Linked DNA regions of Homo sapiens: all the other regions are linked to region 3. A link is a contact called in ENCODE Hi-C or POLR2A ChIA-PET data. All regions are on one chromosome and are shown on one strand. Each heading gives the region's core, a stretch centred on a gene start or an enhancer-like site at or near the end of the contact. The rest is flanking DNA. Distances are from core to core; before and after follow the strand shown.

Region 1 (2,700 bases), core at 176-2,675, 570 kb before region 3:
CATCATGCTGTCTTTATTGCGACCTGCTTGGAAAGTTGACTCTCCCCTCTATCAGCAAGTAAAGATTTTTGCCTTTTAGAAATTTTGGAGTTATCATTTTGGCTACCTAAATGACTTGTAGTGACTCTATACTAATCTTCTCTGAGCAACTCTCCTCCATATCCTGTTGGGTAATGAGAACAAGTGGCACCCCCTCCCTCCAAAAAATCCATACCCCTTTATATTACAGAAAAGAAATCTTCAGAAAAGAGACATGCTACAATGAGACTACCATACAAGATGTGAAAGTTACCCCCCAAATTACAATATCATGAGACAAAATAAGGGAGAGCTGCTGTCTCTCAGTGTTTGTCCCTAGTAAGGACAACTAACCACTGAGCAAACGGACAACTGCACAGCCTTCTTTTACTCACAGAGTGTTGTCCACCTGCAGAGCCAAGTCCTCTCAATCTATCTGCACACTGCTGTGCACTTCTAGGCTCTCAGATGTTTTTAGGTCTACAAGTCCATATAACCACTCTAAGCCATGCGTCTTAAAATATGCCCTCATTTTCCATTGTTAAGCCATTGAATACAGACTGGTAGGTCACGTGGCTTCTGTAACACAGTCTAGGTCACATCGGTTAATGCTCTACGCGAATGGGACCCTGGAGGTCCTTACTCCTGCTCTCTTCTCCAGAGTAGGTTATACCTAAACCATCCTGCATCAGCCTTTCCCAAGGTCAGGGCTGTGCTGAGGGTGTAACAAGCATGGACAGTAGCCTAGCTTTCTTGGGAGATTTAAGTCTCGGGCTTCTAAAGGTTAAATATTGGTTTGTCTATAATGGGGAGAAGAAAAACAGTGGTATAACTATGTAAAATGATGGATATATTAATCTGCTTCACCATAGTAAACTTTTTACTATCTACATGCATCCCACAACATCATGTTGTATACCTTAAATACACACAATAAAATTTGTTTAAAAATAAAATTAAAAACTGTCTTCTAAAAAGAAAAACAGTGAAGAAAGAGCTCTGCTGTGAGCTCAAGAACAGCCAGTCACAGCTCCACCTAAACCCACGGGTGACTTAAAAGCTGAAGCCTTGTCATAATCATTGTCACGTACTCTTATTATGATGAAACTTTGCTCCTCTTTTTGCTGAGGAGATTCACCTAAGTTACTCTACACGACAGTAACTGAAACAGCACCCATTAGACTACTTTATGACATCCCCCTGCAGAGATCAAGAGTTCTGCAATCGCAGCTTCACAATCCTGAGAGACTACCAATTCAACCAGCCTTCAGGACTGGCACACTTCTGTGTGAGAAAAGTTCAAAAAATGGCTTAAGAAATTCAAAGCAACTGCTTACCCAAGATGAAGAGCACCCAGGGGAGGCAATGCACTGAAATCTCCCCACAGCTGCAGTCCCCAAGCTCAACTGAAAGACTGCTGCGAGCACTCTAGGTTAGGCTCAGAGCAAACCAAACACGTGCCTTCTGAAGTGGTTGCAGAGATGCAAACAGGAACCTCTAAATCAAGGTTCTCATTTCAGTCATCTGGCCCATTACCCAATTGTTATGTATACTTTCATTCTAAAAAGAGGTGACAAATTCAACCTACTGAGGTGAACCTCACACTCAGACCTCTTCAGGTGCCATCTCCCCTTTTAGATGACAAGCCCTCTGAGGGTAGGAGCTTGAATGGCACCAGGCAAATAGGTGCTGAGAAAGAAATCCATTTCATGCAAACAAAATACAATAAACGTAATATTAACACAAAACCTTCTGTGTTAAAGATACAGCAACCTCTTTTATTTTTCCTCTCAAAACAGAGGTGCAACCTCGCCAGGCAATCACCCAATCCCTGCTTCCAAAGATACGCCTGCCCAGTCCTCCAACTCACCATGTAGACATGAAAGTTTCCTCTGGCCATGTGATATCAGCATTTCCAGAATACAGGCAGCCATTGATTCCCATAGAGAACCTCTTGGGTGACTTGGACATCCTAGATTAGAACTCAAGGTTTCTTCACTTCAAGATACCTCTCAGTCTTAGTCACCACTTCAAAATAGGTGTTCTCAATGTACGCACCTTCAACCTCGGCTAGATTGGCTTGACCTAGGCATGGGCAGACTCATGGAACTTGTCCTGTATCATCTGAAAAGCTGTTGAACGTTTGCTCCCAAGCACTACGCTGCATGGTCCTTGAGAAGTGATGTGCTAGAGAGCCAGCAATCTCCACAGCATAAATATTCCCATCATAACCTATTTCAAGCTACCAACAGTTTAACAACTGGCTTGCAAAATTCCTAAAAAACTTAATACAGGTTGAGTATCCCTTATCCAATATGCTTGGGACCAGAAATGTTTCAGATTTCATATTTTTTTCAGATTTTAGAATATTTGCCGAATACATACAAGTTGAACGTCCCTAGTCTGAAAATCCAAAATGCTCCAATAAGCATTTCTTTGGAGCATCATGTTGGCACTCAAAGTTACAGATTTTGGAGTTGAAATAGCAACCACTCTTTTGTATTTTCAGATTAGGGGTACTCAGCCTGTAATCAGCTCTTGCTATGTAAGCTGGTTCCAGCACACCACGGAACCTCTGCAGGTTCTTGCGGGGGTACAGCTCCGACATGACTGGTTGCACGATGCTGAAAACCACTGTTAAATCAAGTTTAGCCTAAAGCTGCCTCCTTACATATTTTAAGT
Region 2 (2,700 bases), core at 47-2,546, 800 kb before region 3:
CCTGAAGTAAGCTTTTGTTGGAGAGAGAATTCCGGAGGTGCCTGGTCCCTATCAGGACGCAGCTCCTGAGGCATCTAAGGAAATATATGACCAGGTAAGAGCATAGCGTGTGCTTAACAAGCACGTAGGTAAATAAACGTGCGTAAGGCATGGGAGTACAGTATGGGACAGGAAAGGGAGTGGAGGTCACAGCACGTCCTGAGGCTGTGTTTTAAGATGAGAGGTAACATACATGCAGTTTGTCTCAAAATTATATCTTGAGGCCCAGAGGAGGAAGAGAAAAAAGGAAAGAAGAGAAACTAAGTTTAAAACACGGTTTAAGGCTGGGCGCGGTGGCTCACCCCTGTAATCCCAGCACTTTGGGAGGCTGAGGCGGGTGGATCACCTGAGGTCAGGAGTTCGAGACCAGCCTGGCCAACATGGTGAAACCCCGTCTCTACTAAAAATACAAAAATTAGCCCAGGCGTGGTGGCACATGCCTGTAATGCCAGCTACTCGGAAGGCTGAGGCAGGAGAATCGCTTGAACCTGGGAGACGAAGGTTGCAGTGATCCGAGATCACGCCACTGCATTCCAGCTTGGGCGACAGAGCGAGACTGTAAAAAAAAAAAATAGATAAAAAAATTTTAAAAATCGCGGTTTGAGGCTCAGCTGCTGAGCTGCTGGTTAAAAGCCTCTTTCTTGGGTCTCTCAGCTTCCTGGGACTTTGGGGGCAGGTCTGCATAAACTGCTTAGTTGTGGACCCCCCTCCAACAATTAGGTAGGGGACTACTCAGTATTCATCCATCGGTGTCCTCAGACCCCCAGACGGGGAGGCCCTGGGGCAACGCCAAGACTCACACCGGCGTCCTGGCGCCTTTGCCCTCAAGGGCCTGCAACTACCTCCTCCCCATTCGGAGCGGCCGCGGCCACATCCTTAACGCCAAGCCGGCACGCCAGGCAAAAGCGGCTCGGACGCCCTCACCCCACCTTCCGCACTCAGGGCCGAGGCTGTGCCTGGCCACCTGCTTCCCAGCACATGCACACACGCGCGCGCGCACACACCCACACACACGTACCCACGGCCGGCCGGGCTACCCGGACCACTTTGATCCGAAGGCACTGGAGGCCCAGAGGGAAGGAAAGGGAGGGGTGGCCGGAGCCCGCTAGCGCCCCAGGACAGCCTCGGGTTGCCCCAGGCGGTAGCCCTGTGGGACAGTGGTTCCCCGTCCGCGGCCTCGGGGGCGGGGCGTCTGTAGGCCTCGCCCCGCTGACGTCAGCCCTGCGGGGCGCTGGCGGAGCGGGCGGCGGAGCTGTCAGTCCCAGCCCAAGGGTAGCTGGAGGCGCGCAGGCCGGCTCCGCTCCGGCCCCGGACGATGCGGCGCGCCCAGGATGCTGCCGTGCCTCGTAGTGCTGCTGGCGGCGCTCCTCAGCCTCCGTCTTGGCTCAGACGCTCATGGTAAGGCTCCGGGACGCGGCCCTTCCCTGCCCTGCCCTCTCCGCGCCCGCTCCATTAAAGTTCTCCATCCAGTGGAGAGCCCTGGCTGGCTGGCCCTCTGGCAGAGCGGTGCCCGGGTGCTCCCTTACTCTGGCAAACCTGGATCTCAGGCTCACCTGTTGTGGAAGTGGAAGAGGCTGAAATTGACAGGAACTGACGGATTGGGAAGGATAGAGAAGTATGCGCAAGGCCAAACCCCCAACCCGCAAACCTCATCATCCACCCACTTCTAGATGAGCCGTAAGTTTAGCTCTAGGTTTTTTGCTGTTTAGGTTCAAATGATGGGACTTCTTGTCCCCTTGGGGAATAATTTTGATCTCCTGACTCTCCCTTCTCTTAGTCGACTCTTCAACTAACCTCTGTCTGTCCTTCTCCCATCTCACCTTCATCCCTCACTGATCACCCCGATCTGATCCCCCTTGCTCCACCTGTAGCCCCCAACTCACTCCCACTGCCCCCTGCCTCTCTCCTCCTAACCCAGCCAGTTCAGGCTTCTAACCCAGTTCAGGCTCCTAACCCAGACAGTTCTCCGGCAAGGTTTCTGCAACTAAGAAAAGTAAACCCCAGAGACAGAATGAAAGAGCCGGGAGTTGGAAGGACCAAGAGCAGAGACAGAGAGCAAGGACCGAAACTGCTTCTTCATGACACCAAAATACAAAGTAAAACATGCAGTCAGCCATTCACGTGATCGAGAGCTGAGTCGGAGATGTGCAGCCCAAATACCACAACGACTCGCTGCATTTTTCACTTTCCGTCTAATGTTTCGAAATCAAGGCACTGACGTGAAGATCAAAGACGGTATAAGAAAGAAAGCAAGAGACAGATGACAGAGTCCTCCCCCCCAAAAAATAAATAAAAAACAGGTGCATGATTAGAGAGATGTAGAGAAGTTAGAACACTAGGGAGCGGGAGCAGAGTCGCTGTCAAATGGAGAGAACTTAGAGGATCAAGGAGGAGAGAAAGGGAACCAACCAGCCGTTGGCCTTGCACATACTTCAGTCTGCTTGATCAACAAGACTCTTAAAGTAGAAATGTTTGTTGCATTCTTACAAAGAAGACAATGCCTTCAGCAGTGTTTCCCATGGTGAATGGTGTGTACTGGGGGTAAAGGGAGAGTAGAGCTAGGAATTGGTATTGAGTATCTCTCCTCGGAGCTACAGGTGCCAGCTCTTGTGGGGATGTCCTCAGCCATGTGTAGAGCCAGAGCTGATTTATTCCATCTGT
Region 3 (2,700 bases), core at 14-2,513:
CAAGTTTTCTACATTTTCAAAAACAAAAAACAAAAAAACAAAAAACAAACAACAAGAAACGTAGACTAGTTGGGAGGAGCCCCTAGCGGAGTTAATTACAGCACTTCACAGATCGTAGTTAGCAATTGACAGTTTCACACCCAAAACAGTATCGTCATCGCCAACAAGAGCTTTTGTTTGCAAATGCAGCGCAGTTTTTCTAGCTTTGCCTGCAAGTTGGAGTGACTGGGTTTTATTCTGAAGGGAAATGGGGGCTGAGGAAGAGAAAGGAGAGAGATACGGGAAAGAGTCATTGACTAATGACTGGAACCCCGTAACTGAAAGGAAATTTCTTGTCCCCCCGCACCCCGCCCCACGCCCCAAACACACACACTTCTGACCATAAACACAAAAGGTTGGGGCTCTGCAATCTTATCTGCGCAATATGAGCCAGCAACCGCTCCATTAGTAGCAAACAATAGGGACTCCCCCAAGGAGGCCCCAAATGGACCCCCTAAACCAGAAATCCCCCTCCTTTCCTCCAAGAGTCGGGGGCTCCATAAATACCCTCTTGTTATTGACCCGCAAGGCCTACTGCAATCAAGCAGCGGCCGGTTTGCTTCTAAACCGAGCCCTCCAATACAGCATGTCCCTGCCGCCCCCTATAGGGCCGCCTCGTACCCTATAACCTCCACCATCATCCCCCTAAGTCCTTGCCGCCCCCTTCGGCCTCATATTCCCTCATCTTCGATAAAGCTACTCCGAGTACTTAGCCTGTTCCTCCTGCCGACCCTGCTGCGCACCACATTCCTATATTCGCCTCCTCTCAGGCGCTCCCACCCCACACAGCTGCCGACCGCCTTCCTCCCCAGGCCCGGCCAGGCCTTAGGCCTCCGCCCGAGAGTCCCCCAGAGCCGGCCCGGGGGGCTCCCCACAGCCCCCAAAGCACCGCTGACCTCGACCCCACCACCTCACCCCAAGCCTCGCGACTCGGGCCCGTGTCCTACCAACGAGGCCACTCCCGCTCGGCACCCTCGGTCCTTTATTGTTGACTCGAAGCTCCCAAAATGGCGGACGCTCCTTCCTCCTCGGAAACCTCCGCCCGCCCCCACCCAGCCCTCTCGCTACGGCCTCCTCTCGCCCCCGCCCCCGCCCCGCTCCGAGGGGCGCGCAGGCCAGCCGCCCGAGCCGCCGGCTCCCCCGGCTGTCCAGCCCTACCTCCTCCGCTGCCCGCTCTCGTGGCGCCGCCGAAGTCGCCGCCTGGCTGAGCTAACTCGGCTCCTCTGCCCCCTCCCTCGCTCGCCCGTTCGCCCGCCCGCCGCCTCCTCCCTCTTTCCCTGCCTCTCCGCATGGCGGCGACCGCGGCTCCTCCTCCACTCAAGATGGCGAAACCTCGGCCGCCGCGGCTATATTCGCCGCGGCGTCACTGCCTTCCTGGCCTGGTGGTGAGAGGAAGTCGGGCCGCGAAAGCTTCCTGAGGAGAAAATGGAGGGCCCTTCTCTCACACCGACGAGAAAAGTTCGAGGGGGAAATACGAGTTCCTTTCTGAAGGGACAGGACGGCTGCTTTTCCACAGCCGCGACGTGATTGAGAAATGGTGGCTGGCAAGGGTAGGCCTGCCTTCGCCCCTCCAAAGTAAAAATCGGGAGTTGAGACCAGAGGAACATCTCTTTATTACATGACTAAGGATATGTTTTGAAAACTGGCCCCCGGGCAGCTGCTCGGGGACAGGAAGCTGACCTGACTTCTCCAGCTGGCCGGGGAGGCTGATGCCGGGCCTAAGGGGCCGCGTCCGAGCCTCTCGGGGCGCGCCTCCATGCAGGAAGGCGCGGAACTAGCGACCCGGAGACGCCGGGCGCGCGTCTGAGTGTGGGGGCAGGAAGGGGGGCCGACCGGGCCCGGAGGCCGCACCAGGCAGGAGGGAGGACTCCAGAGAGTGCGCGGGGGGCGCTGCGCGGTGGGACGGGGCGAGCCTGTAGGGCGCGCCTGGCGGCGGGTAGGCTCCGGGCTTGAGGGTGCGCCTGGGGGCGCTGGTTGTGGGGGAAGGCACCGGGCTTGAGGGTGCACCTGGGCGGGGGAAGTCTTCGGGCATGAGGGCGCGCCTGCGGGTGGTATGGGGGGGTACACCGAGCTTGAGGGTGCGCCCGGGGGGCTCTCATGTGAAGGGTACCAGGCTTGAGGGCGCCCCTGCGGGGGGCGCAGAGGCACCGAGCTTGAGGGTGCGCCTCGGGGGTCTGCGGGGGGAAGGCACCGGACTTGAGCGTGCGCCGGGAGAGGACGGCGGGGGACCGGACTGTGAGGGCGTATCTTGGGGGACCTGTCTAGGAGGAACCGGGAGGTGAAGGCACAACTGGGGGTGAGGCGGGGGCAGGGGCCGGGCTGTGAGAGTGCGACTGAGGGGGGATTACTCCGGAGAGCACGGAGCTGGGGGCGTTGCGCAGGTGGAGTGGGGAGGCCTGGTGGAGAGGGTAGCAAACCGAGAGAGCGCACCGGGGTGGTGGGGGGAGAAGCTGGACTGTAAGGTGAAGAGTTAGTAGGGCGCAACCGTCTTCTCCTGCCCTCGAAGGGCAAGACTGAAGAAAGTAGGGGCGGAGGAGGCCGGGCCCTCCACTAAAGGGAGGGAAGCTAGTGAAGCGTCAGTTATAATAGAAATAGGAATTCAGTAAGGAAATGGAGAAGCTTAAGGCAAAGGGTGACTCTCCGGCCTGACCCTCACTATGA
Region 4 (2,700 bases), core at 50-2,549, 540 kb after region 3:
GCCAGGGCCTGAGAGCAGGGAGAGAGAAAGGGTAGGAAGAAGCCAGAGGAGTTTCAGCGACTGCAGTCCTTCCTCTGCACTATAGCGTACCCCTACCACGATCCCAAGGCCTCAGTAAAGGTTTGCTGCACACCTCAGCTTCTTATCAGTGATGCTTTGGAGAATGAAGGACTCTGAGGCAGTGTTCAGGGCAGACTGAAGGAGGACGGACACTTTCAGGAGCCCAGGAGTGGAGATGGAGAATTCAACTCAAGTAGGAAATTCAGCAAAGGTGACCAGGGGAAAGATAAGTCCACTAGGAGTCTGCTAAGCATCCTTGGAGTTAGTAGAAAACGCCAGGATTCCCAATATATTTGGGATGGGGTTTCAAATATATTTTGACTATTGTTTGAGTATTAAAGAAAAGGGCAGGGCCGGGCTTGGTGGCTCACGCCTGTAATCTCAGCACTTTGGGAGGCCGAGGCGGGTGGATCACGAGGTTCAGGAGTTCGAGGCCAGCCTGGCCAACATGGTGAAACCTCGTCTCTACTAAAAATACAAAAATTAGCCGGGTGAGGTGGTGGGCACCTGTACTACCCGGGAGGCTGAGGCAGGAGAATCGCTTGAACCCGGGAGGCAGAGGTTGCAGTGAGCCGAGATCGCGCCACTGCACTCTAGGGTAGGAAGGCCCAGGGTAGGAAGCTGAGCGGTTTCTAAATCTGTAGCCCCTTTTTCTCAATGACAATGAAGTAATCTTCCGAGATGTTGAAAAACCTGGTGAGGAAAGTTTGGAATAGCAGTTTGGGAATCCCCTGTAATAATCTGCTTTCCCTTGTGAACAGCAGGCACTGTCTTAAAATTTTTTTGTATCCTCAATGCACTGTAGGAGTTCAATAAATGATAGAATAGATGAATAAATAGAAGAGAATGAGGAGACGGATCTGGGCAGGCTGCGAAGGCGGTGCTATTCCAAAGCCCAGCCCAGAGGCAGTGACCTCCGACCCAAGCCAAAAAAAAAACCTCGCGTTCAGAGGCCGGGAGAAAGAACAGCTCCCAAATTGAGGGGAGTCCAAGACCCTGCTCTTTTAGAGGGTGGGGCTAGGAGAGCGTATTTCGACGCTGCCCGCCAACGAACCAATCCCCGCCTAAAGGGGGAGGGGATTTAATCTGTCGCCTCTCCTTCCCTTTGGAAAGTAAATACGTTCGGGCGCCATTCAAACGGACCAATGAGTGATCGACGTTTTTGTGGTTGGCCTTCACCGATTGGCTGGAGTTTGTCGTCCCTCCCTCCTCGTCACGCCTCTGGCTCCACCCCTTTGCACACAAGATGGCGGCGCCCAGCGGAGTAGGGGCTGCGCTTGGGGTTTGCTGAAGCTGGCTGCCTCTCCCACTCCCCTTTTGGGTGCAAAGCGCCGCTAGCGGGAAGACGGGGGCCGGGCGGGGACAGGGGCACCTGCGTAGCTGGACTGAGAGCCTGCGCCCAGCTTACATCGACCCCACCCGGCCCCGGCCCGACCCGACGCGACCCGATCCGATCCGATCCCATTCCATCCGTTCCTCGTCTCCTCCCGGTCTGACCCGTTGCCCGGCCGTGGTTCGCCACACCAGGCATCCAAAGCTGAGGTCGCTCCTACGGCCTGGGCTCGCCTTCGCTTTAGAGATGTTTGGCCTCTTCCCTCCCAAACAGCCCATCTTCAAAACCTGGACTCTTGGACTGGCACCTGGCCACCTTTCCCTCTACCAAGACTCCACTTCCGTCTTACCCACTTCTTCCTCAGATTCTTGGTACCCCCTGGGTTGGAGACTGCTCATTTTCCTTCCAAATTAATCCCAGACCCCCTAAAATATTGACAACCTTGACAACCCCCCAACCGAGGAGCCAGACTTTGTTTTGGACTAACTTCCATAGCCCTATCATGGAGGCAGTGTACCTGGTAGTGAATGGGTTGGGCCTGGTGCTGGACGTGCTGACCTTGGTGTTGGACCTCAACTTCCTGCTGGTGTCCTCCCTCCTGGCTTCCCTGGCCTGGCTCCTGGCCTTCGTCTACAACCTGCCGCACACGGTACTGACTAGTCTTCTGCACTTGGGCCGCGGAGTCTTGCTTTCATTGCTGGCCTTGATCGAAGCCGTGGTCCGGTTCACATGTGGGGGCTTGCAGGCCTTGTGTACTCTGCTGTATAGCTGCTGCTCTGGCCTAGAGAGCCTAAAGCTCCTGGGGCACCTGGCCTCTCATGGGGCACTGCGGAGCAGGGAGATACTGCACCGGGGCGTCCTCAATGTGGTCTCCAGTGGCCATGCTTTGCTGCGCCAGGCCTGTGACATCTGTGCCATTGCCATGAGCCTGGTGGCTTATGTGATCAACAGCCTGGTCAACATCTGCCTCATCGGCACTCAGAACCTCTTTTCCCTGGTGCTGGCCCTGTGGGATGCAGTGACCGGGCCTCTGTGGAGGATGACGGACGTAGTGGCTGCCTTCCTAGCCCACATTTCCAGCAGTGCTGTGGCCATGGCCATCCTCCTTTGGACACCCTGCCAACTAGCCCTGGAGCTGCTGGCCTCAGCTGCCCGCCTCCTGGCCAGCTTTGTGCTTGTCAATCTCACTGGCTTGGTGTTGCTAGCTTGTGTGCTGGCAGTGACGGTGACTGTGTTGCATCCGGACTTCACCCTGAGGCTGGCTACCCAGGCACTCAGCCAGCTCCATGCCCGGCCATCCTACCACC
Region 5 (2,569 bases), core at 1-2,500, 540 kb before region 3:
GTGTGAAAGAGAGAGAGAGAGGACTGGGTTTATTAGGAGTGACAGTAGGCCAGCCTAAATATCATACTGCAAAGTAATTTAGCTTAAAAACTGGAGACTTATGATGACACAGGCAGCTGGGAGGGATCGGGGGTGTGCTGGCAACATGAATATTAGTCACCAGTTAAAAACTTTCCAGCCTTAACTGCTAAGATTTAGGACATCTGAAGTCTTTATATTAAACTATTTATATTTATATAATATTAAATATCTCTTTCAGAAATCCCCATTACCCTCAAGGAAATTTTATAAATTTAGCAATTCACTCTAATACTAGATATACTAATATTTTATTTCCCAGGAAGACACACATACACAAAATCCAGGAAATAATTGTACCTTAAGATGAAGGTAATTAGGCTGGATTGAAATTTATGCAATTTGAAAATTATATGAAAGCAAAACTCACCTAATTTTAAGATGTGAATGTCAGTGTGAATACCCTACTTCTGATATTACTTAATAAATTTTAACAGAATTTATATGCTCTTTCTTGTATTAAAAAAAGTTATGAAAATGCTAAAGCAGTTACTTTTTCATCGATATGCTTCTCTATAACGAATCACATCACATCCCTTCTGTGACTAGCAAATATTTCATTTTATAGACTACAATAATCACCTACAAAAAATAAAATTACCAACTGTCATGATTTTGTTTCCCAAAACTACTGGGGCAAACTACTGAATGCTAGAACTGTTTTCTTTCTAATCAGGGTATACAGCGCCCAAACGACAGCGGTCAACCACTGATAATAACACCACAAAATAACACCGGGTGCCCCCAAAGCCAGAGCTCTTTGTGGTTCCATCAAGTATGCTATCACCAAACTACAATGACAGGTCACGCAAGGTGAAAAAGCTCCCAAAGCTCAGGAAAGGACTGACAAAATACCAACTATCCTCAACGGGGTGGTGATGACATCGTCCCAACGTCCCGCTCCCTCCCTCCTTCCTTCCCAGAGCTATGCGGGGGCTTTCTGGAGACCCCCCTACCCGGAACCGGAAAAGCGACCATCTTCCCTAACCCCCCGGCCGGAAGTGGAGCGTAGCCAGCCGGAGCACTCACCCTGGAAGAACAGGACGCCCAGCAGAGGGAAGAGAGCGCAGCCACGGCTTCCAGCTGCTCCTCTCTGCTGCATCCCGGCAGCTCTTCAGATGCTTGCACACCTTGTTTACAGCTCCCGGTAACGACACAGGTAACACCGGAAGTGACGTCAGAGCAGGAGGCCGAGAGACAACTTAAATGGCGATCCGAAGTTACCATAGGAACCTGGCTTCTTTCCAGAACCACACCTGGTTTCACTGACCAGAGATTTATTAACTTTCAGGCGGGAGCTAAATGCTCTCTTTTGCTTGAAAATGAAGTAGGCTACGGACTTGGAATAATTACAATTTTGTTTTTATGGAATTCTGCAGAACTAAATAATTTTGATGCTCTGACTGCATGTCAGACATCGTTTTTACGTCTCGAGATTTAGTTGAAGGTTCTCAGAATACACTACTGTAAATTTAGAGTTCAGAAACACCTGGGAGATCATACAGTATAGATAAATATATATTAGGTGCTTGTAGTGATATGTGCCACAAGCCTCATTGGTTGGTGTCCTTTTTAGTGTAAGTATTGCAGCCTCCAAAATTGGGTGTTTATTAAATTACTTTTGGCGGTGGCAATGATGATCAAATCATTACAGCCTGTATTAGAGGAAAAGAGGAACTGGGATTTCTGTGTCTTTGGTTGGAAAAGTAAGAAAGTTATGTTATCACAGTACTTGAAGTGAGATGGCGTCACATACTTCTGAAAAAGAGATGGTACAATAAGTACACTGCTTTAATAATCAGTAAGCCTCTTCCCTGGAAATTGCCACATGTCAATGAAAGCAGGAGGAGAATAAAAGTATGCTTTCGCTTTGGGGAAGAATTAATAAGTTTCCATTTTTCAATTTCCATTCCTTTACTAGACTTGAAAGCCAGTAGTTTTCCCTATTAAAAGTGTAATGCAAAGTACTAAATAGAATCTTTGATACTTTTCTTTGAAAGAGCCCTCAAACTAAGTAGTGTTGTTATGCCCAATTCCCAGCTATCCAAAACAGTGTGAAAATTCTGTGGAAATCCGTATACTTCTGTTTACCCATTAGAAACTAACTGTATCCATTATTGACTTGCAGGTTGTCTCTACTAAGAAAACTTTTTGGTAAAGATTAAATATATATCCATCTGTTTTTCCTGCAATGTAGAACTTCTAGATATGTATATACACAAATTATATAACTGATAATTCTTTATTACTAAAGGTTTATTTACATAGTGTTTAAAGCATAATAAAAAATAAATTACAATACAAAAGTGCTCTTTAGGAAGGAGACACTAAACAACAGGCCCATATTACCCCTTGACTATTTAGCCAAGACATAAGCTACAAATTTTGCCGGAAAAACTGTCCATACATTTTTAACTACTTCTTCATTATTCTTATGGACCATCATCCAGGACATCTGTTTGAAGAAATATCCAGTTATAATATTTTCAAA

The links. A loop is a pair of places that touch in the nucleus more often than their neighbours do. ChIA-PET counts read pairs that join two places held with the same protein, here RNA polymerase II (POLR2A). Pooled maps may share reads with other maps.
Region 1: a loop to region 3 is called in a pooled map, with 4 times the contacts of the local background. The contact joins the promoter of JAML here to the promoter of DDX6 in region 3. A Hi-C loop is called at or near these places in 4 of 50 pooled maps. POLR2A ChIA-PET finds 5 or more read pairs at or near these places in 2 of 52 experiments (T-cell and activated CD8-positive, alpha-beta memory T cell).
Region 2: a pooled map shows a loop between it and region 3 (5-fold over the local background). The contact joins the promoter of IL10RA here to the promoter of DDX6 in region 3. A Hi-C loop is called at or near these places in 1 of 37 single-sample maps with no recorded cell type and 5 of 50 pooled maps. POLR2A ChIA-PET finds 5 or more read pairs at or near these places in 1 of 52 experiments (CD4-positive, alpha-beta T cell).
Region 4: a loop to region 3 is called in a pooled map, with 8 times the contacts of the local background. The contact joins the promoter of RNF26 here to the promoter of DDX6 in region 3. A Hi-C loop is called at or near these places in 1 of 168 maps with a recorded cell type or tissue (endothelial cell of umbilical vein), 2 of 37 single-sample maps with no recorded cell type and 8 of 50 pooled maps. POLR2A ChIA-PET finds 5 or more read pairs at or near these places in 6 of 52 experiments (HEK293, HEK293T, HepG2 and 3 more).
Region 5: a map with no recorded cell type shows a loop between it and region 3 (10-fold over the local background). The contact joins the promoter of MPZL3 here to the promoter of DDX6 in region 3. A Hi-C loop is called at or near these places in 1 of 37 single-sample maps with no recorded cell type and 6 of 50 pooled maps. POLR2A ChIA-PET finds 5 or more read pairs at or near these places in 1 of 52 experiments (Caco-2).

Annotation. Positions count from the first base shown.
Region 1 is chr11:118,223,586-118,226,285 of GRCh38, forward strand. It overlaps JAML (junction adhesion molecule like), which reads right to left and starts at 1,426. Exons shown (of 10, transcript NM_001098526.2): 1 at 1,356-1,426.
Region 2 is chr11:117,985,098-117,987,797 of GRCh38, forward strand. It overlaps IL10RA (interleukin 10 receptor subunit alpha), which reads left to right and starts at 1,297. Exons shown (of 7, transcript NM_001558.4): 1 at 1,297-1,437. The coding sequence starts at 1,371. RefSeq lists enhancers at 725-784, 2,175-2,474 and silencers at 975-1,074, 1,095-1,374.
Region 3 is chr11:118,789,901-118,792,600 of GRCh38, forward strand. DDX6 (DEAD-box helicase 6) reads right to left here and starts at 1,264. Exons shown (of 14, transcript NM_004397.6): 1 at 1,198-1,264. RefSeq lists enhancers at 1-421, 1-59, 1,370-1,479, 2,096-2,651 and silencers at 260-339, 970-1,299, 1,750-2,039.
Region 4 is chr11:119,333,228-119,335,927 of GRCh38, forward strand. It overlaps RNF26 (ring finger protein 26), which reads left to right and starts at 1,300. Exons shown (of 1, transcript NM_032015.5): 1 at 1,300-2,700. The coding sequence starts at 1,896. RefSeq lists an enhancer at 942-1,833.
Region 5 is chr11:118,251,115-118,253,683 of GRCh38, forward strand. MPZL3 (myelin protein zero like 3) reads right to left here and starts at 1,251. Exons shown (of 6, transcript NM_198275.3): 1 at 1,108-1,251. The coding sequence starts at 1,180. It overlaps MPZL2 (myelin protein zero like 2), which reads right to left. Exons shown (of 6, transcript NM_005797.4): 6 at 2,302-2,569. RefSeq lists enhancers at 571-1,132, 734-783, 1,133-1,693.